Linked DNA regions of Mus musculus: region 1 is linked to region 2. Evidence: chromatin loops called from intact Hi-C (ENCODE). Cell type or tissue: left cerebral cortex. All regions are shown on one strand. Links, peaks and the distances in the headings refer to the core of each region. The heading gives the core; the rest is flanking DNA. Region 1 overlaps Nol10 (nucleolar protein 10). Region 2 holds the start of Odc1 (ornithine decarboxylase, structural 1).

The links. Peaks named below come from ENCODE experiments on the same cell type or tissue, not always from the same donor. Only the 100,000 strongest peaks of a DNase experiment are listed, where the experiment ranks them.
Region 1: a loop joins it to region 2, with 3 times the contacts of the local background. A loop is called at or near these places in 4 of 42 quality-filtered maps.

Annotation. Positions count from the first base shown.
Region 1 is chr12:17,417,063-17,432,474 of GRCm38, forward strand. Nol10 (nucleolar protein 10) reads left to right here. Exons shown (of 21, transcript NM_001008421.1): 20 at 7,588-7,690; 21 at 12,053-13,033. The coding sequence ends at 12,172. Among named protein-coding and RNA genes, the nearest start is that of Gm36752, 12 kb to the right of the region's middle. In left cerebral cortex, for the core only: no CTCF peak of the experiment used is centred there; DNase peaks (open chromatin) are centred at 6,748, 7,224 and 9,893; H3K27ac peaks cover 524 bases.
Region 2 is chr12:17,537,371-17,552,782 of GRCm38, forward strand. It overlaps Odc1 (ornithine decarboxylase, structural 1), which reads left to right and starts at 7,503. Exons shown (of 12, transcript NM_013614.2): 1 at 7,503-7,798; 2 at 9,726-9,823; 3 at 9,913-10,030; 4 at 10,263-10,436; 5 at 10,580-10,752; 6 at 10,939-11,073; 7 at 11,175-11,256; 8 at 11,417-11,500; 9 at 12,054-12,216; 10 at 12,298-12,410; 11 at 12,493-12,707; 12 at 13,237-14,132. The coding sequence starts at 9,929. The coding sequence ends at 13,381. It overlaps Gm22748 (a small nucleolar RNA gene), which reads left to right and starts at 8,776; the gene lies at 8,776-8,911. In left cerebral cortex, for the core only: a CTCF peak has its summit at 7,218; a DNase peak (open chromatin) is centred at 7,392; H3K4me3 peaks cover 2,208 bases; H3K27ac peaks cover 1,638 bases.

The DNA of each region.
Region 1 (15,412 bases), core at 3,546-11,545, 120 kb before region 2:
TGCTCCCACCCCGCAACCCAGCAGGAAAGTCACCAGTAGAAAGAACCACTGGGCCCTCCCTGCCCTTTCAAGTCTTCATATATTAACATATGTTAGAACACTTAATCTCTGAAAGCCTCACTCTTGTCCCGTGTTTTCCATTGGGTTGCCCAAGCCTTTAGGTACTTGCTGTGTCCACATCCTGCGGGTCAGACAGCATAGCAAAGGCCTCTTAACAAAAGTGATGTTTAATTAATTTGTTGGTTTTGAGAAAGTTTTGTTAGGAAGCCCAGGATGCTTCAAGCTCCTTCTCCTTCCTTGCATCACGTTTGAGGCTTACAGAGCCTCTGGTTAACACCCAGATCAAGGGCTGGGGGATTCAATTTTGGTAAAGTGTTTGCTGTTCCAGTGTGAGGGCCTGAATTTGATTCCCAGCACCCATGCAAAAGAACTAGATGCAGTTGTTCATGCCTGGAACAGACTGATCCTGGAACTTGGCCAGTCAGTCTAGCCAAATCTGCAAAAACCAAGATCAGTAGGAAATCATGTCTCAAGAAAAAAGAAGAAGCTGGGTGTAGTGGCATACACCTTTAATCCCAGCATTCAGGCAGCAAAGGCAGGAGAATTACAAGTTCAAGGCCAACCTAGACTCCTAGGAAATCCCAAGGCTGTACAGAAAGACCCTGTCTCAAAAGTAATTTATTAATTAATTAATTTTAAAAAATGGAGAGTAATTGAAAAAGGTACTCAATTTTGGCCACCAGCCTCTGCGTACATGTGCGTACACACACACACAGACAAACATAGCAAACCTTACCTAGTTCAGTTACCTGATTATTGGAAATTTACTCAGAATTTTGCTTGAAATATTAAGTCCTTTACAACTGAATGGAGAGATAGAAGATGAGTAGAGTAGTCAAATACAGGGAGATAGGAAAAGTGGTGGCTGCCAGGGCCTTAGAGACAGGAGAGAGGAGCACCTTTTAGTGGGTGCCGAGCTTCGGTGGGACGCCAAGCATGCCCTGGAGATGCTGTGCAGCATGTAATATGCGTGCTGCTCCCAGGCTGTCCACCTCACATGGTGTATATGGCTCTGTTCTAAATGTTCACCAGCCTGAAAGCGCATCAGCCCTCAGAAAAGTGGTACTGTTTTGAACTATTTTCAGTTGTCAAGTATCAAAGTGCATCTTCCCTTTGAGACTCTGTAAGCAGAGCATTGAGATAACACTGGACACTCTGAGTGATCTTGGAGAGAAGAGTTGGGATGCCCTTGGGAGCAGCTGGTTGGGCCAGAGACATTCCGCAGAGCCAATACTACTGTGCCTCTTGAGCTTTCTTCTCCAGCACTCAGTTTTCCATTCAGGAACAGGGATTTTTACAAAGTCCAGGGGAAGAAAGGTGGGGTGGGGAAGGCATCAGTGTTGCTGCTGGAGTTCAAACATGTCTTTTCTCATCTTCACACTTCTGTCGCTTATCTAGCACAGCGATGGTGAGCTGCTCCTTCTCCTTAGAACCAAGGAGCACATGTGTTCCAGTTAGCAAAAGGTGTGCTATAAAGAAGCTAGTGGCAGCCGGGCGTGGTGGTGCATGCCTTTAATCCCAGCACTTGGGAGGCAGAGGCAGGCAGATTTCTGGTCTACAAAGTGAGTTCCAGGACAGCCAGGGCTACACAGAGAAACCCTGTCTCGAAAAACCAAAAAAAAAAAAAAAAAAAAAAAAAAAAAGAAGCTAGTGGGGGAGAGAGAGAGAGAGAGAGAGAGAGAGAGAGAGAGAGAGAGAGAGAGAGAGAGAGTGTCATGGATAGAGTTTTTTCTGAGGCAGCCATTTGGTTAGTTTTGGTTTTTTAGAGACAAGAGTCACTCTACAGAGAGCCCAAGCTGGCTTAACCATAGCTCAGGCTGGAATGTGTTTTTACCTACGTGAGTGGAATTGCAGTCATGTTGCCGCTCTGTCCTTAGCCTTTAGAGAAACTGCTAAATAGCTTTGCAGGGTGGGCACACCATAGCTGTGCAACTTGCTTTGTCCAGGATTACTCTCAGACCACTGCTGCAGACTGCTTTTATTGTTTATTTTCTGTTGCATTTGTCTTGCTTCGTGCGCTCCCAGCTAGTGCTTGGAATGGAATAGACACTGGAAGGACAGCCTGTCAGCTGCCCCTTCAGGTCTTCTCAAGAAAACCTCATGTCCTGGTAAACGCTGGTAGGAAGCGGCAGTGATTGTGTTCAGTGTAGCCATAGGAGTTAGGCCACTTTGGGGGGTGGAGGATGGCTGAGCTTGAGAACAGTCTTCCTGTGGGCTGGAGCTGGATAGTCACGTGACAAACAAGCAGGAGAAAAGTTTGTAGTTAGGGGCTAAAGAGATGGCTCAGAAGTTAAGAGCATCTGTTGGCTTTTTGGTTTTTTGTTGCTTTCAACAAATAGGGTTCAGTTCCCAGCACCAACATGGTGGTTCACAAACATCTGAAACGCCAATTCCAGGGGATCTGATGCCCTCTTCTGACCTCCACAGAACCAGGCCCACACATGATACATATATATGAAGATGAAACACTCATATACATAAAACACAGTTTTAAAATACTTTTAGGGTTTTTAAAAATTCTTATTTAGTAGAGCAGAAGAAATGGCTCCATGGAAGAGAGTGCTTGCTGTTCTTTCAAAGAGCCTGAGTTTACTTCCAGCACTGACATCAGAAGGCTCACAGCCACGTGTAAGTCCAGCTCCCAGAGAACCTGCCTCCCTCTTCCAGCTTCACTCTCGTACAGCACACACTCATGCAGATTGTTCCGGTAATTTAAAAAATTTTAAGAGTAAACATCAGGTCTAGCAAGGTGCCTGAATGGGTAAAGACACTTGCTGGCAACCTAAGTTTGGTCCTAGATCCCTCATGGTGGAATGAAAGAGCTGGCTACTAGAGGCTGTCTGACTACCCACAAATGCTCCTTCTCTGCACTAAATAAACAAAATGCAGTAAACAAGAAATAAACAGCAGCTGAGGGAATCCCTGCAGCGAAGCACAGTCGGTGGGAAAAACAGTCGCTATGAGAAGAGCTGGGGAGGTTACTTAGCTTGCTTCTTAAAGGGCTAACCCAGTGGGGCTGGCTAGCACTGGCAAAAGCAGTTTACCGAGTGCTAGTCTTGACTGGATTATTGTGGTAAATCCTGGGCTTGCAGATTTTAATACAGCTTAGTAAAGCATTGAACCATTATCCTTTAGAGACCTGAAATAACTCCTTATGTTTATCCCATGAGTCACCACAAGGCAGTCCAGGAAAGACAGCAACAAAATGGGATGTATTGTGTTTAAATATTCACTCAGACTTGCCCAGCTTGGAAATTATTTTTGTAGCAGAGAAAGTAAACAGTCAATAGTCAGCAGGTTTTAGATAAATACACATGTCCATCAACACAAATTTTCATGCTTTACACGTTGCTGTGTTTGTGAGTTATTTACCCACTTATCAGCTTCCCCACCCCCTATCCATTCATCAAGCATCCAAGGAATGCCTGGTATGAATGAACTAAGACCCTCCTAGACGCTGAGGACAGGAAGGACACATGTCTGTTACTCCTAGCCTAGCAGATATCCTCTGATCAGAGAGGTGTGGAAGGGAGAAAAGAAAGAAAGGGGCTTGATTTAGGGAAAACTCAGGAAACCGTTTGTGAGAGTCCTGTTGGAACTGGTCTTTTGAAAGGTAGAGTGCTGAGCATTCAGTGGGGTGTGGACAAGTCCCAGCAGACCCCTGGAAAGCCATGGAGAACTGTCCAGCTGAGATTAACATCATCGGACCTGTCCTCAGCAGTCCCTCCCTCAGTAACACAAACACCTTGTGTAACGATACTGCGTGTTCATCGGAGAATTAAGTCATAGAAGCAGAAGAGGCCCCTGTTCAGAAACCCATGGTCAAGTCTCTCAGCTTTAGACCAATGGTATGAAAGAGACTGTACTTCCAAGGAGCCACTCAGACTGTCAAAGAGAGTCTGAGAAGAGATAGAGCTGTCCCTCATACCCAGAAAGGTCCATGTGCCTAGACCCTACCCAAGGCCAGGGGCAAGAGGAGCTTACAGACTCAGAGCCAGGTTATTACCCAAAAGGCTGTGTGAAGGTAGGGGAGGCAGACACCAACTCTAACAGTGGCTCCTGATTTAAACCCCGAAGCAGAATGGAACAGTTGAGGGTAGCACTGAAATGTCCAGCATGTTCCCTGTGAAGTGAAGCAAATCTGACATTCAAAGCATAGAGCTGGAATTGCAGCTTGTGTTCATAAGGTGTCTTCTTGGTGGTGTCCCAGTGGACACATGGAGCCCTAAGGCTGGGCTTGTGGTATGTGTTCATTTGAGAGATGCTAGCCCTTTTGTATGATGTGCAAGGCTACAGAATACTGAGGACATGTTTAGTAAGAAATAGAATCCCAGGGAAAACATGTTTGTTGAGTCAGATAAATGCCATACATCTGGTTAGTTGAGTGTGCTGAGAGATTGAAACATCACATTTTTGACTGCTTAATTGATCACCCTCACTGGAGCTTATGAAGCACCACTTGCAAACTAGCAATATTGAGAGTATTTGAAACTTTTATAGGAAAAGCAAAGTTTTGTCAGTTATTTAAAAGATGCACTTATTTAGTGTGTATGTATATGTGCTTACCTGAGTTTATGTGCATGAAGTATGTGCAGATACCCTGGAGTTTTAGACAGATGTGGTCTCTGATGTGTGCTGGGAATCAGACTGGGTCCTCGGCAAGGACAGAGATGTTCTTAGCCAGTGGCCCCAGCACTGGTGATTTAGGAGTACCTAGTGTTAAAACGTGAAACACTAAAGCACTGTTTATATTTTATGTTTGGATTCCATTTACCATGTAACTAGAATCTGTTCTGGGGAACATTGAGGTCCGTTGCCTTCTGCTTTTTAGCTTGCCTTCCCCTGCAGAGGGATTAAAAAACTGGTTGAAGAGTGATTTTTTTTTAATTAAATGTTGCTAATTAAAGAAATTATAACGTATGTGTGTATTTTAAGCCTCAAAGAAGTAAGTCGTTCTCCTTTCCTGGGGCAGCTAATAAATAACTCATTTGATTTTTTTTCCCCCTTGTAGTTTATGCCCATTTTCTTTTTTATATTAAGGTATCCTTACTAATCGTTTAGGCTCTTCCCTTTATGTTCTACCCTGGATAGCTGGGTGTTTCAGCTCCTAATCTTAATTCCTGTGTCTTCTCTTTGTAATCAGCATAATGTTTTTTTAACTTGTCCTGCTTATATTTTTTTTTCCTGAAATACGTAATTGTACCAACTAGAAAGTGTCTGAAGTGACCTGAAGCCTGGGCTCGAGGGGATAAGGAGGGCCTGAAGTAAAGGAAGCCAGCCCATCCCCTACCTGCCTGCTTCCCTGCATCCTGTCCCATGTGCTGCTGCACTGTGTCTGTCCTGCATCTTCTCTCTGACCAGTCACACTCAAGCAGCAGACGATGACCTGCCGGGTAGCAGCCACACACTGATGTTCAAAGGGAGGGGAGGGGAGCTTGCTTTAATGTAGAAGTCTGCACACCATCCGAGCTGTCTCTGATCTTCTGCCATGGCTCGTCCTAACACTCAGCTTGCCTCTCTGAGCAGCCTAGACAGAACAAGTTTTTACAGGTACAGGAGGAGAGAACATTGGGAGAAAGGCAGTTATGTGCCCTAGTGTGGAGGAAGTCGGGGTGTTCTTAAAGAGTAGTAATTTCCCACAATTGACTTGAAAAGTCTTTTACTTCCCAAATTAAGGTGCTCTGTGGCCCACTTTGTCTCGGTGGCTCCATAGTTCAGAATTCCTGCTAACTTTGAAGCTCGACGTTTCGAGCTGTAAAAAGAGCAGCCGTGACCAGGTTGAGGAGTCTGCCTAGATGGACAGCCTGCTGCACCAGTCAGCTCGTGCCTCACTTTTGAGTTTTTTAAAAAATTGCAACTAGATTTTAATTCCTTCCAGTTTGTCATATGGAAGCTTGTCACTGGGAACACTTGATGGACATGTCTCCTGAAGAGATGTGTATAAATCTGTGGTCTCACACACACCTGAAAAGCAAACTCCCTCCTGGAACCCTGGCTTTAGACTTGATCCACATACAGCCTGGAGCAAGTCATTTAACATTTACCTCCCTTTTGCCATCTATAAAGGATAAATACTTCTGTCTCAGGGATGTTGAAAGGATTAATTAGTTAGTCTGTAAAGAACTTTGAAGATGAAAAGTGCTTTAAAAGTGCTTCTTAATAACGTGATCGCCTAGAAAAGAGCACCACTTTTCTGCTAACCACTCATGCCTCAGACTATGTAACGAAGGTGTGCTTAGCACGCTACAGGTAGCTATAAAGTGCAGTGAACTTCTCATGGTGTGAACATCAAACCTTGGCTTTAAAATCTCAAAGGAACTTCATTGTGTAGTAGCTCCCTCAAGAGCAGGGATCCACTTGCAATCAGTCACAGAGATTATTCCAGGGGACAGAGGATGCCTCTCACAAACTGCCCTGCTCCTTGTTTTATCAGGTTTTTAGTAGGGACTTTAAGAGGTCCTCAGTGGGGTCTCTCAAGGGAAGGTGGGAGATGGAATGGGCCTTGAGCTTTTATTTTATTTTTGTGCACTCACTTGGTTTGAAAAGGAAGAAAGAGAACTGCAAGGGAAACAGCACTCTTCCTTTCTGGTTCCCTCTGCTGTGCTCTGGAGCAGGCAGACTAGGAAGGCTAAAGCAGATTGCTTAGAATTCAAGACCAGCTTGCACTATAAAGAAAAAAGTCTTTGTCTTAGTATAGATGCAGCACGCGCGCGCACATACACACACACACACACACACACACACACACACGCTCTCTCCCCAGCATTGGAAGCACATAAGGATTTTTCAGTATAAAGAAGAAAATTACAGATCAACCAACAGTTAGGGAGATAGCCATTGTATAAAGAACCTAGAATAGTTTAGAAAACCTCATCAAGAAGTAAATTGAGATTCAATTCTGGAACAGAGTGTCAAAACCTTAAGATACCAGCAGACATCTCAATGGAAAGAAATCAGGTAGAATTTGCTCAGTATGTAAATTGTTTCTGTTCCCGGTCAGTGTGGACAGAATTTGTGTTCGGTTGTCCATGCAGAAGATGGGGATTGACTAAGGTTGATGAAGAAAAACTAAAGGTGTCAGAGACCCCCTGTGACTGGAAACTCGACTTGCACCCAGTTCCTTGTAGGAGGTGAACAAGGGACTGCATGGCCACCCACCTCGCTGGTTTAAATATAGAGTGACCTAGAATCACCATCGCTGCAAACTACCCCAGGAGAACACAGGCCAGAAACATTGCTCCTTGCATTTTAGCTCCAGAATTATAATCCAGTGAGCTAAGTGGCAGCCATTGAGGTTGAGGTCCTCAACTATTGAATTAGTTAGTGTTTTTGTCAGCCACTGTTTTTACAGTGTGCTTATGGAAAATGACAGTTTGAGGGCAGCTGACTCTGGGCTCTGCTAGACAAGGGTTACTGTTTATCATGTGCATGAAAGACTTGTTCATATGATCAGTCCTAATTAAACCTTATTCCAAATAGTCAATCAAAGCATGTTAATGAATATGTTGTTCTTTTAACCTCCTACAGCAAAACTCTGGAAGATCGTTTGAAACTTGAAGCAAAACATGGGACATTGAATGTATCGGACACCACTGTTGGCAGCAAGCAGTTGACATTTACTCTCAAGAGGGTGAGTAGTTCCATGACTTTATTTTTAATTCACACAGAAAAGCTCTAGGTATGTGTATGGCTTTGGGACCTCTCTCCCAAGCTCTTCTCATTGAGAAAGCTGTGTTCCCTACTCCAGTGTTTCCTATAGCCAGAGCCCCAGCTGGGTGACAGCTACAGAAAAACAGTCAAGGGGGAAAAGCCTCATGCTGGAGGCAGCCCTGCTTGGTAACCTATGTTCCTCTGGGTCTCTCTGGCCCATCGTACAACCTAGCTACACAAGAGCTCTGTCTGAGGGAACAAGGAAGGGGATAAACACACCCAGTACTTACCTAGAAAGGACTACCAAGAGACTTGCCCAGATAAAGTCATTTCCCAGGGTGATTTCTCAGTCAGTGATAATCTGTTTTAAATTGTCTTGAAGATGCTTTTCCTTCTCCCCTCCCCTCCTCTCCCCTCTCCCCTCCCCTCCCCTCCCCTCCTCTCCTCCCTCCCTGCCTCCTTTTCTCTCTCTCTCTCTCTCTCTCTCTCTCTCTCTCTCTCTCTCTCTCTCTTTTAGATTTTTGGCAAAGGTGGGGTTTCTCTGTGTGTATCTCTGGCTGTCCTGTAACTCACTCCGTAGACCAGACTGGCCTCAAACTGAGAGACCCACCAGCCTCTGCCTCCCAAGAGCTGGGATTACAGGTGTGCACCACCACTGCCCGGCAAAGATCTATTTCTTATGCGCACTGTAGTGCTAATGCCTTTTGCACATTGTGGGAGGGACTAAGTTGCTTAAGTATCTGCCATTAACTAACAACTAAAATGACAGGTGTCTTTTCTCAAAAAGATAATTTTCTCTTTCTCAGTCAGATTCCTCAACAAAGTCATCAAGTACAAAAAGGGTGTCTGCAAAAGTGATTGCCATTCCCTATGGCTGCTTCTCTAAACTGACATGCCACTTACGTGCCATAAAATCCCTCGAGGTTTTCTTTTTCTCAATATACACAGGAGGAGCTCTGTGTTTCACACAAGAACACACACTTAGCAGTGTGGTTCTTGCAGTGTTCTAAAACTCTGTCAGTCTGTAATGTATTCTCAGAATTTTAAGCTAAAACCACTTGATACATTAGCCTTTTTCTCCTGAAATCAAATGAGCAGAGTATGACTTGTCAACACAAGGCTTATTGTGTAACAGGGCTTTTTGTTAGCTTTGTTATCTGTAATCTATAAGGGGCAAGTTTGTGTCACCTTTGAAACAGGATCCATCTCTAGGAACAGATCCACAGTTTCTCTGTGTGGCTCTGCCCGACAGACCGCAGGGCAGCACTGCTCCTATTCCATAACCATAGCCCCTGTAGCCCGGTGAGGCAGGCACAAGCCTGAGCCGTCTGAGCTGCTCACTGGTCAGTTCTTTCCGTGAAGTTGGAAAACTCGACAGAAAAGGGTCACTCCCTCATGCTCTCTTTTCTTTTTCTCTCCTACCGCTTACTAGCGGTTCCCCAGGCCAATGCACATGCAGGTAACACTACTGCTGAACTCCATCCCCACACTCAACAAGCCAATCAGTGCTTTCTAGTATGTTCAGTAGATCTGTAACCGTCCCACTCGAAGCTTTTGTCTCAGAGCTGGGGAGATAGCTCAGTGGGAGGATGCTGGTCACAGGCCTGGCTCTGGCAGTGAGAAGACGCAGTCATTTCCACGCCACAGAACTTTCAAGTCAGAATGCACAAAGTTGAATGTCATTTTGTAAATTTGTAGTAAAATGAAAAGATGGGGAGATACCCTGAGACTTGCTTGAAGTGACATCAGAGCTGAATCAACTGTAGGCTTCAGAACCCTTTGGGAGAATATGCTATGTCAATTAATGCTTGATTTATGAGTTTTATTACTTGATTGGCATGCTCTTAACTATTTAGTATATCACTGTTAAATATATATTTAGAAACATGTTTGTGTATTTGTTTATAGACGTTTCCCTTTGCTCTATGTTTATTGTATATGATACACTGAGGCAAAATCGTGGAGTTGCCCAGGATGTCTGTAGGTGCTTTCTACAGTGCCAGTAGAATTCACAGGGAGAATGTGTGTATGTCTCCACAGCTAGCGTCTGTCCTCTCCCCTGCCCCACGAGGGCTGTAGGCTGCAGCTGCACAGGAACAAGGAGAAAGAGGAAAGCTGACTTGGAAAAGAGCTAATTGCCCTGTAAATCTTGATGAGTGGGTGACACAGTGGCATGGTCTCCCAGCGCAGCCTTGGGGAGAGAGGCTAATGATAGACCTTGTGTGTGGGGAGCTTTGTCCACAGAACAATAGAGGCCTCTTCCCAGCTCCTCTGGCAGCTCTTGGCCTGGAGAAGGCTGAGAAGCTGTCCAGAGCTGCCCACAGTCCTGCTTCATACTGTAACAACAGGCCCACACTCCAAAAATCCTTAGAGCTCCCAGCATTCTGTCTATCTGGATTCAGCACATCTAAAGACATGCATTTTAGCTGGGCAGTGGTGGCACACGCCTTTAATCCCAACACTTGGGAGGCAGAGACAGGTGGATCTCTGAGTTTGAGGCCAGCCTGGTCTACAGAGTGAGTTCCAGAATAGCCAGGGCTACACAGAGAAACCCTGTCTTGAAAAACAAAACAAACAAAAAACAAGACATGCATTTTAGAAGCCAGACCTGGTAGTGCATACCCACAACCCTAATCTGCTCTTGGGGCTGAAGCAGGAAGATGATGAGTGTGAAGGTAGTCTAGCGATGCAGACACTGTGGAGGGTGGGGAGGATTAAGGGGAACTTATTAATATGTAGGGCAGAATATGCTCCCCCCTCTTCTGCCCCTGCCCCCCCCCCAAGTTCTCACTGAAACAAACGCAGAGCCTCATTCATCAGAATTAAATAGTTGTGCTAACTCTGTGAGGGTCTTGATGATGTGCAGTTTAGTCTCCAGGGCAGTGTAGTCCCTAGGTGCCAGAGTCTCCCTGTTAACACAGGAAACCAGTGCAGTGCTCTGACTGGCTGCGAGGCTCAGCCCATTCTCTCTGCTAAGGAAATAGGGCAAATGACACATTTACCAAATTAGCCCAAAGTAAGTGCTCTGGTGGAGGAAGTGCCTGTGAGCTCATGGCAAAGAGTCTAAGCAGTGTGTTAGGAAGCAGAGGCCTGACATACAGTATTTTCTATATATTTGTGTGTGTCCGTGCATGGGTGCCATGTCATGCATGTGGAGGTTAGAGGGCAACTTGAGTTAGTTATTTCTCTCTTCTACCATTTGGCCCCCCCAGGTGATCAATTTCAGATCACCAGGCTTGGTGGCAGATACCTTCACCTACTGAGCCACCTCACCAGCCTGACGTAATGTTGACCATAGGAGTGAACCAGGAAGATGTGGTTACATCTCCATCCCCTACTCCACCCAGTGAGAAAGGGACCCTGGAATTGCAGAGGGAGGCTGCCACCTGAATCGGAAGGGCATACTGGGCAGGGTTTATTTTGAAAATGCACAGGATATATTGGTCATCAGAAATGGACCTGGAGTAATATAGGAACCCAAGCTACCAGAATGCAGAGATGGGCCCTTTGTGGGCTCACCATATCGTCCCACACCCTCTCTTTAAACTCAGATGGTTTTTTCAAGAGGGAAACACTGGTGAATATCTATCTGCATTTTATCCAAGTGTGCTAAAGCTCCAAGTGCCAACAGCAAGTATTGGTATGGATTTCAGACTCCTTAGCTCCTCTATTCAGGAGGTTCTGCACTGATTGTCTGCTGAGAGTGGGGGTGCCACTGGAAAGAAAGTGGGATCTGGGAGCATTGCCACCTCTCAAGCAAATGAAGATAGAAAACTCATGTGGAGACCATCCCTGCCAGACTGCCAGGGGTCAATAATAGCAAGTCTGTTCTTCCCCTCCTTCCCTTCCTCTCCCCTCTTTCTCTCTCCCTCCCTAGCATCCAAAAGCTCTTTGGAGCCAGCCCTAATGAGTTATCTAATCAGGTGTAGGTCATAATGCACTTTAATATGTGTGTGATAAAAAACACGTTTGATATGCATTTGATAAAATGCAACATTTTTTGTTTGTCTTTAAGTCTGTGAATGAATTCAGAGTTTCAGTGTGCAAGCAGAAGTAGGCATGAGTCCTCTTAGAGCATCCCGGTGTGCGGACACTTCCCGGTGTGCGGACAGACACTTCCCGGTGTGTGGACAGACACTTCCCGGTGTGTGTGTTCTTTTTGCCCAGGGATTCAGAATTTCTCCTTTGACAGTGAAAATTGTTCTTTGTCCAACTCCTGCCGCCACCAGGACGTGATGCTGAGCTGCACAGTGTTGGTCGCAGGACTGTGTGTCTGGCAGCCTTTGCTCCTCCCTGAGGGTTATAGCAGACCCTTTCCTCTACTCACCTCACTTTCTTTTAGTCTGAACAGCAAAAGAAGCAACAGGAGGCTGAAAAACTGCATCGTCAGGAAAGGAAAAATCTGCGCAGGTCGGCCAGCCACCTGAGGTCCAGACCCAGAAGAGGCCGGCCCTTTCACTGACCAAAGAAATGTGCCCACGAGCAACTAGACGCTGTGCTTCTCCCCATGGATTCTCACAAGGGCATCACACCCAGGCTCCGTGTAGATGTGTGTGCATGGTGCTGGTGGTCTGACTGGCCCACTACCCACCTGGAGAAGTCCCTGGCCCTGGGTGCTTTTTCCAAGTGGCTGCCCCTTTCTCTCTCCCCCTCCCCCGCCCCCCTTAAATCTTGTCTTCTCCCCTGCTGATGATCAGGCATCATTTCAGATATTGGAAAGGCCTCCATGAAGTGAAAAGTTCACCCTCTACTGGAAACAGGACATTATCATGCTGTAAGAATGGCTTGGGTTAGCCCAGCCGTGGTGGCGCACGCCTTTGATCCCAGCACTTGGGAGGCAGAGGCAGGCGGATTTCTGAGTTCGAGGCCAGCCTGGTCTACAGAGTGAGTTCCAGGACAGCCAGAGCTACACAGAGAAAACCTGTCTGGAACCCCCCCCCCCCAAAAAAAAGAATGGTTTGGGGTTTTTTGTTTTGTTTTGTTTTGTTTTTTTGTCATTTGTTTATTTGAGACTTGAGTCAGGGTTTCTCCGTGTAGCTCTGGGTGTCCTGGAATTCAATCTGTGGCCTTGAACTCATAGAGATCCACTTGCCTCTGCCTCCTGAGTGCTGAAGTTAAAGGGATGCACCACCAGGCCCAGCCAGAGTGTCTGTCCCCACTGTCTTCTGCCCCTCAGGACTGAGTCACATGATGACTGCTGAGTGGCCCTGTTTATGTGCATGAGTATGTTGGCAGGCTGACTGGCTTGCTTATATTCCTTTGTATAGTTTTTAAGCTATTTTTATATCAAGGGTATAAATTAATAAATAATAAGTGAACGCTACTGGCTATTTGTTTAGCTTATCACAAAATTACGTAGTTATTTTCTGATGAAGTACTATTTGATACAGGCAGCGCCTATAAAAGGAGATGCTTTTCTTTGGACATTTTCTCTGAGGAAGACTCCTGCCTGTGGAAATTTAAAATTCACTTTAGCTTCCATACTTTGGAGTTTCTCATGTAAACAAATAGAATGGGAGCTCGTTAGGCTGTACCTATGGTGAGTCCACAAGGCAGGACACATTAGTTAGCAGTCAGTGTTGTTGGACCCTTGTCTCTTTAGCCTGTGATGTGTACTCAAGAACTTTCTGACTGTTGGTACATGAATCTGCACATGCGCATGCACGCACCCACGTACCCACGCGCACACACACTCCTACCTCTTTATTAACTATTAAGCAGATCCCTCCTGGGGCTGTGAGCCCCTGGTGCCCTCTCTTCCCTTTCTCAAAGTTTCCCATTTTAAAATTGTTGTGCATGCTGGTATCCCACTCTGTCATTTTTCTGTGTTTATATCAGTTGCTTTTGTACACCTATCACCAAAATAATCAATATGGACTTAAGGGATTCATCTTGGCTCTTAGTTTCAGAGGGTGTCAGGGTGTGCAGATGCTGTTCACATCACTACAGGCCAGGAAATGGAAACCCAGACAGGGCCTTAAAGGGCTTGTCTGAGCAACCTGTGGTTGACCTCTGCCAGCTAGCCTTCACCTCAAAGAACATCCCCACACATCCTAACTACTATCTGGGGACAGATGTTTAAGTTAGAGGCCTGTGGGAGACATTTCAGGCTCAAACCCTAACCTGTGATTGCTCGTTACCAGCACTAGGATGTGGCTTTGTCCAGTCCTGCCAGCAGCTGTCCTTCCCGGTGAGACTTAGGAGCTAGTGTGAGAAGTGTAGCACCAAAGCTGGGCACCAGGCCCTGGAGGACTGGGGTTCCTGAGTGATGTGTGCTCTTCTGCTCCAGATCCCTCTCAAAGCTTTAGTATCCCAATCCCAATGCCTAAATCTTCTGTTTCAAGTATTTTCATCAGTAACCTTTGAAGGAAGCAGACATGCTGGGAGGGGCAGGATTAACACAGGGCAGACAGCAGAAAATACAGGCCCAGGGGTGCGGGACTTAGAAGGGCTTCTGGGAAGAAGATTGAGTTCAGATCCTTTCCTCAGAATCCTCCCCTGGTTCTCTTCTCATCCAGTAACATCCTGAGTCCCTGAAGGACCCTGCCTGGCACAGACTCCTTTGTTTGCTGTCACCACACTGACCTTCCTCTTTCTAGAACATTCCGGGCATTCCCTCAGCTCCCCACGCTCCCCCAGGCCTCTCAAGTTACTTTCTCTCCTGTCTGGTCAATTCTGCCCCATTTACATTGTCACATCCCAGTGTCAGCATGTGTTTACAAATGGTACTCCATTTAATATGCTTTCAAAACGTCACCACGGGGACCACAGAGTCTTCTTGAGTGGAAGAAGAAAACCAAATACAGTAAATCATATCTGACCTATACATGAGTATCCATGCTCATATACTCATGCACACACATGTGCACACACACAAATAAGTATAGCATAAATTTAGAACCTTACTATGGAAAGTGTCGGGTACACACAAGAATGGATGGGGAACAGTCGAGTAGACCAGCATGCCCCAGCAGTGTGCAACGTGCTCACGGTGAGTTCTCAGCTAGCTTGTCCAGTGTCAGCTCCTGTTTCCAGAATGCCAACTCAATAAGGACTAGGGGGAATGTTTTAATCAGTATGTTTTGTTTGTAGCTGTGTATCTTAATCTCTCGAACAATGCCTACCACATCATGCAATGTTTATTTAAGCCGTTATGGGGTGCCCACCAGAGAAAACCACTCAGACGTAGTCCATAGCTGCCAATGGTGACTGCACTCAGGTCTTTGAGGCCCAGTACAGCACCAAGCTTTTAGCATAAGGGGTTTTTAAGGCAAAACCACATCCTGGTATCTCACTTGGCAGCTGCAGGGAAAGAGCTGTACAAGCAAGCAGTATAACAGAAGCCAAGGTAAATTAGCTGGAGCATCTTGACCTCTTAGAGTTGGTAATTATTTCCCACAGGATTCTCCATGGAGGAGAGCAAATTCTAGTTAAACCTAAAGTGGCCTCAGCAAGAAGACAAGCTAGAGGAACGCTGTGTTCTCCTGCCCTGTCACAAATGACTGAGTGGGATGGAATTGAACATTCAACTTTCTACTTTTTTTTTAATTAGGTATTTTCCTCATTTACATTTCCAATGCTATCCCAAAAGTCCCCCATACCCTCCCCCCACCCCCCTACCCACCCACTCCCACTTTTTGGCCCTGGCGTTCCCCTGTACTGGGGCATAGAAAGTTTGCAAGTCCAATGGGCCTCTCTTTCC
Region 2 (15,412 bases), core at 3,790-11,789:
ATCTTTCATCCCAGCTCTGTTCAGAGAGACAGAGGCAGCTTGATCTCTGAGTTTGAGGCCAGTCTGGTCTACATAACTGATTTTCAGGACCAGCTAGGGCTATATGGAGAATCTCAAAACAAAAAACAAAACAAAGCAAAACAGGTCCAAGATGGGCAGTGGTGGCGCACGCCTTTAATCCCAGCACTTGGGAGGCAGAGGCAGGCGGACTTCTGAGTTCAAGGCCAGCCTGGTCTACAGAGTGAGTTCCAGGCCAGCCTGAGCTACACAGAGAAACCCTGTCTTGAAAAACCAAAAACAAACAAACAAACAAAACCAAAACGGGTCCAAGCTGCTTCTTTCAGTTGCATAGCTGTGTAACAAATTACTCCAGAGCTCACTTGGGGCAAGCAGCCATGTGCATGTGGTTGGATTTGGAGAATCAGGATACCTGGGGGGAAGATCTGGTGCCCACTGTACGTGATTGGCTGGCATAGGGTTATTTACTTGAGGTGTCCCATTCACGTGTTAGATGGTTAGACTTGGGGTGGCAGCTTGCTGTGAGCAGGACACCTGGGTAACCTGACATCAAATGAGGAGACCAAGGGTTCCATCCACCAGTGTCCCTGCAGAAGGTGAACACTGCATCGGTTGATGCAATGAGGTCTCACATGGCCTTTGACAGGGTCTCTGGTGTCCAAGAGAGTCAGGAGCCTGCACAGGAGGAGGGAAGCCTTCACTTCCTGATGGAGCTGGCTAGGCGGCCCAAAGCCACCAAGCAGAACCCATTCCCCTATGCTGCTTGCCTTTCCTGGTCTTGCCTCCATTCTCAGCTGTAGCCTGGGCTCTTCCTGCTGCAGGACATGGCCTATCGCAAGCCTGTCAGGCAGTCCCAACCCAGTTTGATATTGAGGTATAGCCATGAGAGAGGCACAGATAAGAGGAGAACTTTGATATTAGGGTGTGCACCCAGTCTTGAGACATTACAAATGGTTGCTCACTGAGGAGTTGTAGCTGATTCTGCCCCATCACCTCCTGTCCAGTCCTCCAAAAAGGTCTTGCCTGGTTACCTCTCACCTGCAGACTCCTAGGTACTGCCGAAAAGAACTGGAAGACCACTTGCCTGCAGATGCCTGCTGTCTGTGGAGAGTGGAGGGGTGTGCTGGAAGGGAGTCTGTGGGACAAGTTGGGACAGCACACTGAGTAGGAACAGGGGATCATTATTCTTGGCAAGAAAGAAAGCTGTAGTGGAGGGGTGGGACTGGAGACAGCAGTGGGTCTTCTTTTTTCTCTACTTTTTCTTCTTAAAGGAATTATCTTTTACTTCTATGGATACGTGTGCCTGCATGAGTTTATATGCAGTATGTATGTGGAGATGCTTGTGTAGGCCAGAGGACATTAGATCCCCTGAAACTAATGTGGTGGTGGGAGGTAGGTGGGAGCCTCCATGCGGGTGCTCAGAACTGAATATGGGTCATCTGCTGGAGCAGTATAAGCTTTCAACTGCTGCTCCATCTCTCCAGCCCCTAAGCAGTGAGTTTTCCATGGTATAAAAAAGACCCCTCCTCCCCACCTTTCAGTGTTTGAGAAGGAAATGAGAGACAACCAGGCTTTGTTTGAGTTTTCATATAGCTCAAGCCAATATGGAAAGTCCTCAGGGGCTCACTGAAACTCTTACAAAGTACAGGGAAATGGCTAGCAAGATTTGGATGTGCCTTTGGGAACGGGGAGAGCCCGTCCTTAGTCTGGCAGCTCTCACGTTCCCCTTACCCTCCAGGTCTCTTCTGTCCCTGGATTCTTCTCCCCTTCTCCCCAAGGAGGTTCTAGCGCCCTCAACTGAGGCTGTGAGCCCAATTCCCACCTGTGAGCCCAGGGCGACACAGCCCCGGAGGGACTCCCTCTTATCACCTGCCTAGGGACTAACCTTTATCTGCAACCATGTGGTTTCCTGTTCACCCCTCCACCAAACTGTCTTCTTGGACCCTGGGTAATCCAGGCATAAAACACTATAAGGAGAGATTTTCTGGCTTTATGTAGTTAGTGGGTCTCTTGCCTTCCACACTCTCTAGCTGAGGCCATGAGAAAGGAGGCGAGGCTAGAATGGGAGCTGCTGCCCATGTACCCACAGCCTGCAACCCTCTCCCTAAGGAGAGTTTGCATGGCCAGGTCTCTGTGCTCAAATGGCTTGGTTTTGCCCTGGACCCTTTCAACTCATCCCAGCTTTGTTTAAATGCCTCTAAGCCCAGCACATCTTCTCTTTGTTATTTCTGATGTCTCTGCCTTTGGGTCCCTATAGCCACTGTCCCTGGTGACTTACACAACAAAGCGAAAGCCCTAAGCTAGACCTCCCTTCTGAACATGAACTACTCAAGAATGGGATTTCTGGAGTTGGTAAAATGGCTCAATGGGTAGAGGTGCACGTCACCAAAAATGACAGCCTGAGTTTGATCCCTGGGACCCATATGGTAGAAAGAGTAACCCCACTGCTGCAGGTTGTCCTCTGACCTCACATGCGCACTGTAGCTCACGCACGTGCACACCCAACAATGACGACGACAATGACAACAACAACAGCAATAGATGAAATTAAATTTGAAAAAAGAATGGACTGTCTTGGCTCCTCTCTTTCTCCTTGGGGCCTGACAGGGCCTGGCATAGAAGTACAGAGCATCAGGTGGAGGTCCTGCTTAGACTCTTCTTGTCCAGTCACGCAGCACAGCCCCTCCCTGCGCTGATACATTCGCATGTGGATTCTCTTCCTAGAAGCCCCTCAAGGTGTTCTTGACCACAACTTGCCAGGAAATTGACAGGCATACCGTCTCCAGGAAAAGTGCTTACCTTCCTGAAGCTTTCATTGTGCAAGGGCCAGCCAGACACTGTTCCCTACCACAAAAGGAGGAGGGAAGCTTGTCAGCGCTGGGGCTTCCCAGAGGTGGGGCCACAAAGGTGTGGCTCCAGCCAAAAAAAAAAAGTGACAAGAGCAAAACCCAGCAGAAATGTGCTTTGTGACTATCACCAGGCACTTGGAAGGAAGAAAAAAAAAAAGAGCAACCATGCCATTTTCTTTAAGAATCAGAAGCTGATCCTTCTAGTGGCCCCTGGCAGACCCTCAGGAACCTGGTCCTACCAGTGTTGTCTCTTATATACAGGAACTCAACAGACATGCAGAATGAGCACACTACCCAAAGATAAATACTCGGATTCTTGTGTCTCCAATTCTAGAAAATACACAATAAGGAGGGAGTTCTTAGCAGCCAGTTGCTCCCACAGAAACCACAGATGCCACTAAAATGAACCTCAGGACAGGGGTTACTTCACTGCCACGTCCTGTGTGGCCACTGACCTGCCCCTGAGCCTGCTGGGCTTGGGAAAGTCCTGTCCCAGTTTCCACTACTGGGCTTGCTGTCTGGTCCCATCCCAGTAAGCTCTACCAGGGCTGGGTAAGGTAGGGTCATGATGTAACTTCACTCTTCATAATAAAAATACCGAGACTTGTACACATGGGTGTCTGATGCTTAGAAGAGATCCTCTGGAGCAATGCCATCACTTCTGATGATGCCACCATTGCTCAGAACAACCTGGAAGCTGCCTTCCCTGCCTTGGGCACATTATTTGGATTATCAGTGGAGGTGGCACACTTTCTGCCTCGGAGGGAGGGTTAGCTCTTTGGAGACACTCAACACAATTTCAGGGCAAGTCTAGCATTGGTGAGTTACAGCAGTGGAACACTATTTTGGGTCAAATATCCAGATGTGACTTGTCTGGTGACTGCTCTCCATTGCCCAGGTATCTTGAGTTGTGCACCTTTAGCAAGGCAGGTGCTAATTTCCTTATGTGGCCTAATATTAGGAATCTCACTTTAGTCTGCTCTCTTCCTTTCTTTCCTTCTTTCCTTCCTTCCTTCCTTCCTTCCTTCCTTCCTTCCTTCCTTCCTTCTTTCTTTCTTTCTTTCTTTCTTTCTTTCTTTCTTTCTTTCTTTCTTTCTTTCTTCCTTCCCTCCCTCTTTCTTTCTTTCTCTTTCTCTCTTTCTCTCTCTCTCTCTCTCTCTCTCTCTCTTTCTTTCTTTCTTTCTTTCTTTCTTTCTTTCTTTCTTTCTTTCTTTCTTTCTTTCTTTCTTTCTTTCTTTCTTTCTTTCTTTCTTTCTTTCCAAGACAGGGTTTCTCAGTGTGAGCAGTCCTGGCTGTACAAAGCCCAGCTTTGTAGACCAGGCCAGCCTTGAACCTGCCTCTGCCTCCCAAGCACTAGGATTGAAGGTGTGTGCTACCATGTCTGGCTAGTCTGTTCTTTTCCTAGAAGACAGATATGACTTTGGATACGGATTCCTCCTCCTCTCTTCCTCTTTTAAGAGTCTATCTTGAAGCCAGGTGTGATGGCCCATGCTTTCAATACCCGCTGAGGCATACTGAGGCATACTCTCTGTGAGTTCCAGGTAGCTTATCTATATAGCAGATTCCTGGCCAGCCACACATACAACAATGAGACCTTATCTAAAACAAACAAGCAAGCAAGCAAACAAACAAACAATGCTTCAGGCTGCACATTTTCGGATGGGTCACGACAGCTAATCTCATCCTTGGGGAAAAAAAGGAGTTGTTAGGAGGGGATGAACCAATGGATGAATGAAAGCCCTGTCTTGACTTTGCCAATACCAAGTAAATGGATTTGTATACAATTGCTGGTTATTCCTTTATGCGATGTAATTCTTTTCCCATAAGGGGCCCTCTTTACATTTGTAACTACCCCATGTACTTGGGAGGTGGAGGCAGTAGCCATTCAAGGCTCTGCTCTGCTACACAGGGACCTGAGCTCCATGAGATGCTGTCTTAAAAAATAAAGTTAGAGCTCTTAGAACTTGGCCCAACCATCACTACTTGTAGACACTGAGCTTGCACCTCCAAGGAGGGGCGTGAGATTCAGGATTTTACCATGGGCAAGTGCTGAGAGTCCCTAAGAAAGTCAGAGACAGCCCCAGAATATAAGACAGTAACTGAGAACACCGCTAATAGCAGCATCTACACTGGTTTCATCCATCCTTCGGTGCCTCTGCACAATCTAGCACAAACACCTCACTGCATGTCAGGATAACATTCTGGACATTGGCATTTTATAAGGTCTCATCGCTTTACTTTGGAGAGACAATGGCAATGGAACTTGGGGCCTCAAATTGCCCCTAGGGAGAAAGGGGCAAGCACTCTTGTGTTGAGTGGTAGCCTAGCCTTTGTTGATTTTCTCTTAAGGAAGATGGGTAGGGAAAGGGAGGAACCGGTGAAAATAATATCAGTAATGCCACTCGTTTGACTAAGCCTGGGTTTAGTCACCACTGGTCTGTCTTCTTGAATGCAGGTTAGTAGTTGAGTCTTATGACTCAAGCTCAGCTGCTTTCAGACCGGCTTTGGGGACCTCTCCATGCTGGAGCCTGTCTACCACCAGCTAGCAGGGCCACTACCCCAGGAAATGGGCCCCTCCTTCCCTACCTTCTGTCCCCACCCTGACAGTCAGCTGGATCATGTACAAGACACCACCTCCCGAGGGTTTGGGCAGGAATTGGAATGTGGGTGGGTTGGTGCCATACATACATAGGCAGTTGTGATAGAGCCAGAGTAGTTTATAATTTGGAATGGTCTCCTGGTCTTCCTGACCAAGACCTGCGCTCTTCTTCCCAGGTAAGGTTTCCAAAACTAAAACACTATGATTATCTCCCATCACAGAGATAAAGATGCTAATTGAACGCTTGGGGCTGTATGTTCTTTGACTGGTCAAAACAGCTAATCTGGTCCTTGGGGAAGAAAAGGGTTGTTAGGAGGGGATCCCATACCCTTCTCCTGCTCTGCATGGTACCTTGTGACTGCTCCAGGATTATATAAAACTAAGGAAGAGCAGGGTGCCCAAGAGAAGAGTGAAATGCCCATCCCATCGTTGTATGGACAGCTTGCTTGATGCTTTTGTGGCTCTTGTTTCTTTCTGCAGAAGCCATGATTCAGGGAGAAGTGAATCACTCGTTCTTTCATTCACTCATTCAACAAATATCTATGGACTATGACCCAGGCTTGGAAGTGTGTACTAAGGTTTTTCCTCCCAGGACTTTGTGGTTGTAAAAGACCCTTGGGTACATGAGACCAAGGCTTGCACAAAACTGCACAACAGTTTGGGAGTGGAGCTGGGTTGTGGATTTTCTCTAGGGACCTCTGGAGAAAAGCCAGTGGGGTTTGTTTGTTTGACTTTGTTTTGTGATAGGGTCTCACTATGTAGCCGTGGTTGGTCTGGAACTCTTTGTAGACTATACTGGTCTCAAACTTAAGAGATTTAGCTGGTCAGAGAAGGAACATACCTTTAATCCCAGCATTCTTGAGGCAGAGGCAGGTAGAGTTCCACTAAAGCCAGGGCTAAACTGAGAGGCCAGGTCTCAAAAACAAACCACCCAAACCAAACAAAAAACAAATAAACAAAAGCCTGCCTCTGCCTGAGTACTGGGATTAAAGGTGTGGGTCATCTGGCCCTGCTCAGGCCCTTGAAAAGCTTCAAGTTTTTTCCTTTGCTGTGATTCAAGTTAGTTTTTTGGTACTGCTATGGTATCTCAACGTCTGGGCTGGGAGAGGGGTTTTAACTGAGAATTAACAAACCATTAACATCGTATACATAGTATACATAGTAACAAATTGTAGTGTTCGTGTGTTTTTCCAATACTGAATATGTAAGTCAGTCCCACTTGTTCTTTAACAATGTAACTTTGGTGGATACAAATTTACTGCCCAGACTCTGTTCGCATTCAGGCTTCTCAAAGTTGTAGCTACCCTGAAAGACAGAATAAGAGAGACAGCTGGTGGCTGTCCACCACCTCTTACCTTGTCCCTAACACGCCTTTCAATACGACCCTTGCTTAGATAGAAGGCGTACTTAGCATGCAACTGATGCCTAACATCTAGTTGGAAGCCACCAACATAACACGGAGTGGCCGGGTCAGCCTCCGCGGGCTTGTCTCTCAGCAAGCTTTCAGGCTTAGGCATACAGGGTCGTGATGCAGGGTCAGTCTGCGCCACCAAGTCTAGTCTATGTGGCCGGCGCACAGCTCACGGCCCATCCATCCTCCGCTTGCATCTGCGATACGCCTGCCCCGCTAGGGAATACCACCCCCTGAATGGAAAGCCGAGGAAGAATTTTGCTAGTCTTCCAGGTCTGGGTTCAGCCGTTAGGACCTGGAGAGGGGGAAGAGATTGTGTGCCTAGGCGGAGAGGTAGGGGGCGAGAGACTGGCGACCAGGTACATGTGCGCATGCACCAGCCGACTCCCGCCCGCTGCCCATAGGGCCCTGCGGCATGCTGGCAGCCAGGACTGGTGATGTGGTGCGCGTGCGCAGGCCTGCCGCAGGGCGTGTCCGACACGAGGCCCGGCGGGGAGCGCGGGGCGTATGGGCGGGTGGGTGGGCACGCGCTGCGCCCCGCCCCACTGACGCGCCCGGCCCGCGTCCCCCGCCTCCGGCGCCGGGACCCGGGTTGGCCGCCACGGAGTCCCCGCCCCTCCCCCGCGCCTCCCGGCCGGAACCGATCGCGGCTGGTTTGAGCTGGTGCGTCTCCATGACGACGTGCTCGGCGTATAAGTAGCGGCGCGTCGCACCGTCGGGCTTTGTCAGTCCCTGCAGCCGCCACCGCCGGCCGCCCTCAGCCAGCAGCTCGGCGCCACCTCCGGTCGGCGTCTGCGGCGGGCTCGACGAGGCGGCTGACGGGGCGGCGGCGGCGGGCGGACGGACGGACGGACGGGCGCTCCTCGGGGTTTGGCGGCGGCGCCTCCATGGGTCAGGCCAGCCGGGCCACCGTGCTGTGAGGTGAGCGGGACGCGGGAGGGATGTGCGGCCACGTGTCGCGAGGCCCGGACTGCGGCCGCCGGCAGGGGACACGTGGCCCGGGACCGGTGACCTTGCGAGCCGCCGCCCTGAAGGCAGCTGCTCCTGGACCTCGGCTGCAAGCCCTCGGATCCCCCCATGGGAGCCCTCTTCGCGTCAGCCGGACTCAGCGCTCCACTTGCCCGGGTGATGATGGAGGGCAAGCCCGCGGCAGGTGCAGGGGAGCGCGGCCGCGAGCAGCGGTCCTGCAGTTAGTTTCCTGCTGCTTTCTTTAGTTTCACTACGTGTACAGAGCAGAGGCGATGACCCGGAGTGGAAGTTGGTAGACCAAATTTAGTCTGGGAGTCACTGCTAATGAATACCCACCAGCTGTGACTTGGAATTAGAACTCCTTGAATGACTTAGTGGTTTAGGGGAAAACGGGTTCCCGGCTGTCCCGGAAACCCTACTCAGAATCCTCAATAACTGGAAAAAGTGTGGGGGGCAGAGCCTGTCAGGAATGTCTGGGAGAGGACAAAGAATGTAGTGGTTTGTTTTATTCAAACCTAAGATCGGGCAGACTTTGACTGATTGGAATTCTTTTCTGTTTTAATTGGCTTATATCTTCCAGAGTTACCTTCTTGTGCTAATTGTCTGACACGATTTAGCTACTTCCCATACCAAAATGTGTTAGTAACATTTTTCTTTCAGATCTTATCTATTATATTATTTAGGCAAAGCTACAGAAAGGCAAAACAGTATCTCAAAGCTTTTCGTGTTTAAACCGGAAGGTTGCCTGGAAAATACTTAAGACCTAAAATTACAAAGTTACTGCCAAAGCCCATTCATCAGTTGTAAATGATATACAACGAGTTGGCTGGCTCTCTTCTCTAGTCTTAACTTAGGAGAGGTTTAGGCAGCTAACGGAAGTTGACATTGCCAAAAGTCTCGTTAAATTAAGGCTTAACATGTTTAACCATGCATGGATTTGGATTTATGGCAGGCTCTTCCCCGTGGGCCTCTCATAGTGTCCCATGCTAGAGCAAATTGTGGCTCCTAACCATTGCCCAGCCTCCGTGCCTGTAGGCTGCAGGCACTGAAGTGGGTCACACAACGGAAAAAAACGAGTTTTACTTGGCCACTTGCTGTTGTCCATTTCATAAGGCCCAGACAGAAGCTTTTATTAAGAGTGGTGACCTTGCTTATTTTTGTTAGTCATAAAGTTGACCAAAAATGCCTTCCATATGGTTATTATCCATAACTAAGTGGATATTAGAAGGCATTTGAGGACAGTCAGGATCCCAGAAGTGCTCATTTTGTTAGGCAATATAGGCTTTGGGATACTGGTGTCTCATAATAGTAACTAACAATATCCTGTTGATTTGAAGAGTTTGGGTTTTTGTTTTGTTTTGTTTTGTTTTGTTTTAATGCTAGTACTGCATGAAAGTTCCTTATGGAAAATTTTGATGGATTGTTCACTGAGTTTGAGTGCTCTAGATAGATGATAATGACTGTATTCACTTAAGATCATTCAGCATAACAAAGTGGGAAGGAATAAGATATTTTCAGGGCTGCATGTAGTTACTGTAATGCCATTTGAAGTTTCTGAAGACCTGGAACGGCTCAGAAATGAAGCCATGTAATACAGTAATATTGCCAGAGTTAATGGGCTGTATGCAGATATGCTTCTGAGACACATTCTGTTTTGGAGAGATGTCCCATATGTATAGAGTTGTGGCATTCAGTTTTGAACAGTGGAATCTGTTTGGGGAGGGTGGTGTCTATTCACCTAGGCCCTGGGATTCCCACCCACAGTTCTTCCTGTACTGGCTACTTTATTTCACCTGTTTACTCTGGTGTATGGTTGCAGCGTGTAACCTTTAATGGTAAGATTCCAAGGGAGATCACATCTTGTGTTTCTATTCACTAGTGTTTCCACCACTCCAAGAAGGCAGCATTCAGAGTTCTTGGCTAAGTCGACCTTGTGAGGAGCTGGTGATAATTTGATTCCATCTCCAGGTTCCCTGTGTAAGTATCGGTTTACTTGTGGATTTGTGCTGGAGCATTGCTACGACTTTGAGTGTGTTCCCGCTCACTTGCGGCTTCCCCTGTTTCAGAAGCACATCGAGAACCATGAGCAGCTTTACTAAGGACGAGTTTGACTGCCACATCCTTGATGAAGGCTTTACTGCTAAGGACATTCTGGACCAAAAAATCAATGAAGTCTCTTCCTCTGTAAGTACGGGAAGCCCACGGAAGGCCGCAACTCTGCTGAGAGCTCCTAGCACCATACATGAGCCTGTCTTGCCAGAGAATCTAGAATGTGACTGTGGACTGTCTAGTGGTTGGTCATGCCATGTCAGTGACTGCTAACAGGGATAGAATTTGATTAAGGAAGGGAAAAGGGTTTTCAGTGTGGCCAGCTGCTGGACAGCTAATGAGGTCCCTGAACCTGTTCTCATTCCAGGACGATAAGGATGCGTTCTATGTTGCGGACCTCGGAGACATTCTAAAGAAGCATCTGAGGTGGCTAAAAGCTCTTCCCCGCGTCACTCCCTTTTACGCAGTCAAGTGTAACGATAGCAGAGCCATAGTGAGCACCCTAGCTGCCATTGGGACAGGATTTGACTGTGCAAGCAAGGTAAGACTGCTCACCCCGCCCCAAGGAGGCATCAGTTGTGTTAATAAGTGTTATTAATAAGCTGAGGTGCACATGACAACTTCATGTGCTTTTGTTTGTCAGACTTGGTCTGTATAGAGCCCAACACTGCTCTTCTCTTTCAGACTGAAATACAGTTGGTGCAGGGGCTTGGGGTGCCTGCAGAGAGGGTTATCTATGCAAATCCTTGTAAACAAGTCTCTCAAATCAAGTATGCTGCCAGTAACGGAGTCCAGATGATGACTTTTGACAGTGAAATTGAATTGATGAAAGTCGCCAGAGCACATCCAAAGGCAAAGTGAGTCTTCTGATAGAGCACAAAAGGCCGGGCCTTGTTGGGCAGACTCATATCTTGGTTCATTTATTTATTCCTATACATAGTAGAACTAGGCTAAACCCTGTGTCAGACAAGCAGCAGCACCTACACGTAGGCTCCTGAGCGGATGAGCATTATAGAGCACTTACACAGTGTACTTCCACCTAGGTTGGTTCTACGGATTGCCACTGATGATTCCAAAGCTGTCTGTCGCCTCAGTGTTAAGTTTGGTGCCACACTCAAAACCAGCAGGCTTCTCTTGGAACGGGCAAAAGAGCTAAATATTGACGTCATTGGTGTGAGGTGAGATCTCAGTGATGTCATTACAGGCTGAGACATGAAATTTTAAGGCCCTTTCTCTTCCTGAGAACTAGTGAAAGACCAGCTTCCTGTTTGTATTTCAGCTTCCATGTGGGCAGTGGATGTACTGATCCTGAGACCTTCGTTCAGGCAGTGTCGGATGCCCGCTGTGTGTTTGACATGGCAGTGAGTACACGGGACTTGTTCAAGGGGAGGGAGGGGCTGTCTGAGATAATTAGAGTCTAGACTTTGTCTCTTGGGGAAGCCTTCTGCATGACAGATTTTAAACCCATCTGTCGTGTGCATTTAAACTCTGGCAATTTGACTTGAATTTTCTTGGTTCTAGACAGAAGTTGGTTTCAGCATGCATCTGCTTGATATTGGTGGTGGCTTTCCTGGATCTGAAGATACAAAGCTTAAATTTGAAGAGGTAATTACAGCATTCATTATTAATTAATGACCTACAGAGGGTATTTTATATCTAGTAGGTTCCATTTTGGTGTTTTTACTGATATTAAAAGGTGCCAAACAAACAAGTGGCCTGGCGCTGCAATCCCATTGACTGGTGTACGGTAGCCTAGGCTGGCCCTGAACTCCCTGAACTTCAGTTCTGTCTCAGTTTGTACTGTCATCCCTGTCTCCCATATATTTTTAATGTCTCCTAGGAAATGAAGCCATTGTTTAGTGCTTGTGTTATATTTGTACAATTATGTGAGCTAGGCAGGGTGGAAGGAGGTTTATCTTGGCATGCATTATTTGTTAACAGAATTATTTCAGCGTTTGTCCCTCTTTTGTAATTTATTTTGTGCTGTTTAATAAAAATATTCATAATGTGTTGGAACAATTGAGAGGGGAATAGGCAATGGTGTGCAGACTGGTTTCCAGGGAGAGGGGTGTTGGTGTTGCCTGGTGACAGACCTGCTGGGTCATGTCCTGTTCCTTACACACTGCATAACATGGCTGCTCCCTTCTCTCCCTCTTAGATCACCAGTGTAATCAACCCAGCTCTGGACAAGTACTTCCCATCAGACTCTGGAGTGAGAATCATAGCTGAGCCAGGCAGATACTATGTCGCATCAGCTTTCACGCTTGCAGTCAACATCATTGCCAAAAAAACCGTGTGGAAGGAGCAGCCCGGCTCTGACGGTATGTGGTGGCAGGGTGAGTCATGTAGGGTAACTGGAAGTTGATATGCTGGGTGGTAATTAGGGTGATCTGTTTTTCTAGATGAAGATGAGTCAAATGAACAAACCTTCATGTATTATGTGAATGATGGAGTATATGGATCATTTAACTGCATTCTTTATGATCATGCCCATGTGAAGGCCCTGCTGCAGAAGGTAAGTTCTGAGCATGCTCTTTAGCAGTGAGAATGGTGGACAGGATTCGGGGCTATTAAAGAACAATGTCTTCTTCATTCAGAGACCCAAGCCAGACGAGAAGTATTACTCATCCAGCATCTGGGGACCAACATGTGATGGCCTTGATCGGATCGTGGAGCGCTGTAACCTGCCTGAAATGCATGTGGGTGATTGGATGCTGTTTGAGAACATGGGTGCATACACTGTTGCTGCTGCTTCTACTTTCAATGGGTTCCAGAGGCCAAACATCTACTATGTAATGTCACGGCCAATGTGGTGAGTGAGATTGGTTTTGCTTGTTTGGTGGTGGAATATTTGCCAACCAGGAGCCAGAAGCTATCCCTGGTTCTATCCCTGGTGCATACATACACACATACTATGGGGAAAACAATATGTGCTGAAGGGGAGGGATCACTTGAGTGAGGGCCTTGATAGAATAATAACTTGCTTGCCTGTCTCAAGAAAAGGACTGAACTTGTACTTTGGTTTTTGTCTTTTTGATATAAGAAATTATTTTTGTACCTTGATCTAAATACAGATAAATGGAAGGGAGTTCTCCAATAATACTGTTTGCTTACAGATTCTTATACTAGGAAAGGTCTTAGAACTAAAAGCAATTAGATCCTTTGCAACTAAAATGTTAATTAATGCAACTAAAGTATTCAGCTGGCATTTGTGACCTGTGGTGCATTGGGTTGTTTCCTGGTGATGTAGTGACAAGGGTGAGGTCTCAGGAGACCTCTTGGGAGGCTGCCCAAATTTGGAGACACTTGGGTTTTGAATATATGTACCTCTTTGTTTTCAGGCAACTCATGAAGCAGATCCAGAGCCATGGCTTCCCGCCGGAGGTGGAGGAGCAGGATGATGGCACGCTGCCCATGTCTTGTGCCCAGGAGAGCGGGATGGACCGTCACCCTGCAGCCTGTGCTTCTGCTAGGATCAATGTGTAGATGCCATTCTTGTAGCTCTTGCCTGCAAGTTTAGCTTGTGTTAAGGCATTTGGGGGGACCATTTAACTTACTGCTAGTTTGGGATGTCTTTGTGAGAGTAGGGTTGGCACCAATGCAGTATGGAAGGCTAGGAGATGGGGGGTCACACTTACTGTGTTCCTATGGAAACTTTGAATATTTGTATTACATGGATTTTTATTCACTTTTCAGACATGATACTAACGTGTGCCCCTCAGCTGCTGAGCAAGCGTTTGTAGCTTGTACATTGGCAGAATGGGCCAGAAGCTTATGTTGTGACCCATTGTGAAAATAAAGTATCTTGAAATAACTGGGCATCAGGGAATGTTTGCAAGTATCCTTAAAGAAGGCACCAACATCTGCACAGGCTGCTGTGTCATGGAGAGACCCACTGCCTGTGGATCTGAAGGTTGGGCTAGCCCCGCATAGCACAGAGGAGAGGTGGATGGCACAAGGCTGTGCCCTCTCTGTACAGCATCAGTCTGCTTAGCCCATCCCAAGTGTGCAGTTGGCTGAGAACTTTGTTGCCCAGAGTCTGTTGGTGAGGAATGTCACCTGCCTAGTGACCGGTTGGCATGGCCACTTCCTAGGGAGGTCATCTGAAGTCCTTGCCTGCAGAAACCCTGACTGTTCCCTCAACCCTTGACTCCCAATTGCATCACCACCTAGTAACAGTTGGGAGTATCATACAACATCGGCAGTCAACTTCCTGTAATAAATTCAACAACAGCAACTACTGTGTTGTAAATCTTTACCCTGACCTTTTAGATTATAGTTTACACACACACCTATTGCCTCCCCAAAGTATGCCAGACTCTTAAACTAGTTAGCATTGAAAACCTGTAGGTCAGGAGGAAGGGCAGTCATATCCTGTGATCCCAGCACTGGGAGACACCAGTGTGGGCTACATATAGGCTCTATTTCAAGCAGAAGTGGCTGAGTAAAACTGCTGACCTGTCATGGAGAGACTCACTGCCTGTGGATCTGAAGGTTGAACTACCTGCACCTCAACAGCTGCTTCCTCTCCAGGGTTTCCTTTCCCAGGCACGGGGCTTTATTTGCTAAGAACTTTCTTGGGAGCCACAAATAGTGGCTGGAGTTGGAAGATCTGAAGTGAAGCTGCTGTGTCCTATGCTGTGCCAGTAGGCTCAGGTGGAAATGTTATAGGGTTGAAGGCTCCCACCCCAGGCCTTGGTTATTGGTAGTTTGTATAGCTGGGGAAACCAGGTCTCCAGCTCCTGGCAGCAATACATTTTCTAAAGACTAAGTTCCAATCTAAAGGCTCAAACTGAAATGGCTAGAAGCCAGCATGGAATTCACAGGAAAGTACAACTCAGTTTTTGCTATTTTGAAGTAGGGCCCCAATATGCTGGCCTAGAATTTGTTTTGTAGATCATGCTGCCCTCAAATTGATGTGTGTCTACATGTGTGTATGTACCATGTGGGTTTTGCCTGAGGAGCCCAGAGAGGACATCAGATTGGGGGGGGGGGAGTTCCAGAACATGGGTCCCCCACAAGAGCAGCCAGTACACTTAACCACTGAGCCATCTCTCCAGCCTCCAAATAGATTTTTGGTTTTTTTTTAAACAAAAGTTTTTGACCTGAAGAAACCATTCTTTTTCATCTGTCTGACTGGCAAAGGCAGAGTTCCTCAGCCCTGATGGAGTGGTTGCCTAGCAGACTAAAGCCTGTGCGTTTCTTGCCATGAAAGGAGTTGAGTTCTGGAAGACAGGCATGCTCAGACAGGCCAGGGAGGCTGCTTTGACTTAGCTCTCAAAAACTAAGTTCTAAAGAAAGTCAGCAGGATCCAGCTCTGACCTTGAGTTTATCATCCTCCAGCTGCCTCAGTCTCATGAGTGTTAACATTGCACCCAGCGACAGTATTTTTTTGGCATATGTATATATGTGTATGCTTGTATGGGTGCTTCTACGTACTTGTGTGGAAGCCAGAGACTGATCTCTGATCTCTTCCTTGAATACCTCCAGTTTATGTATATGTGATATATCAGGAGA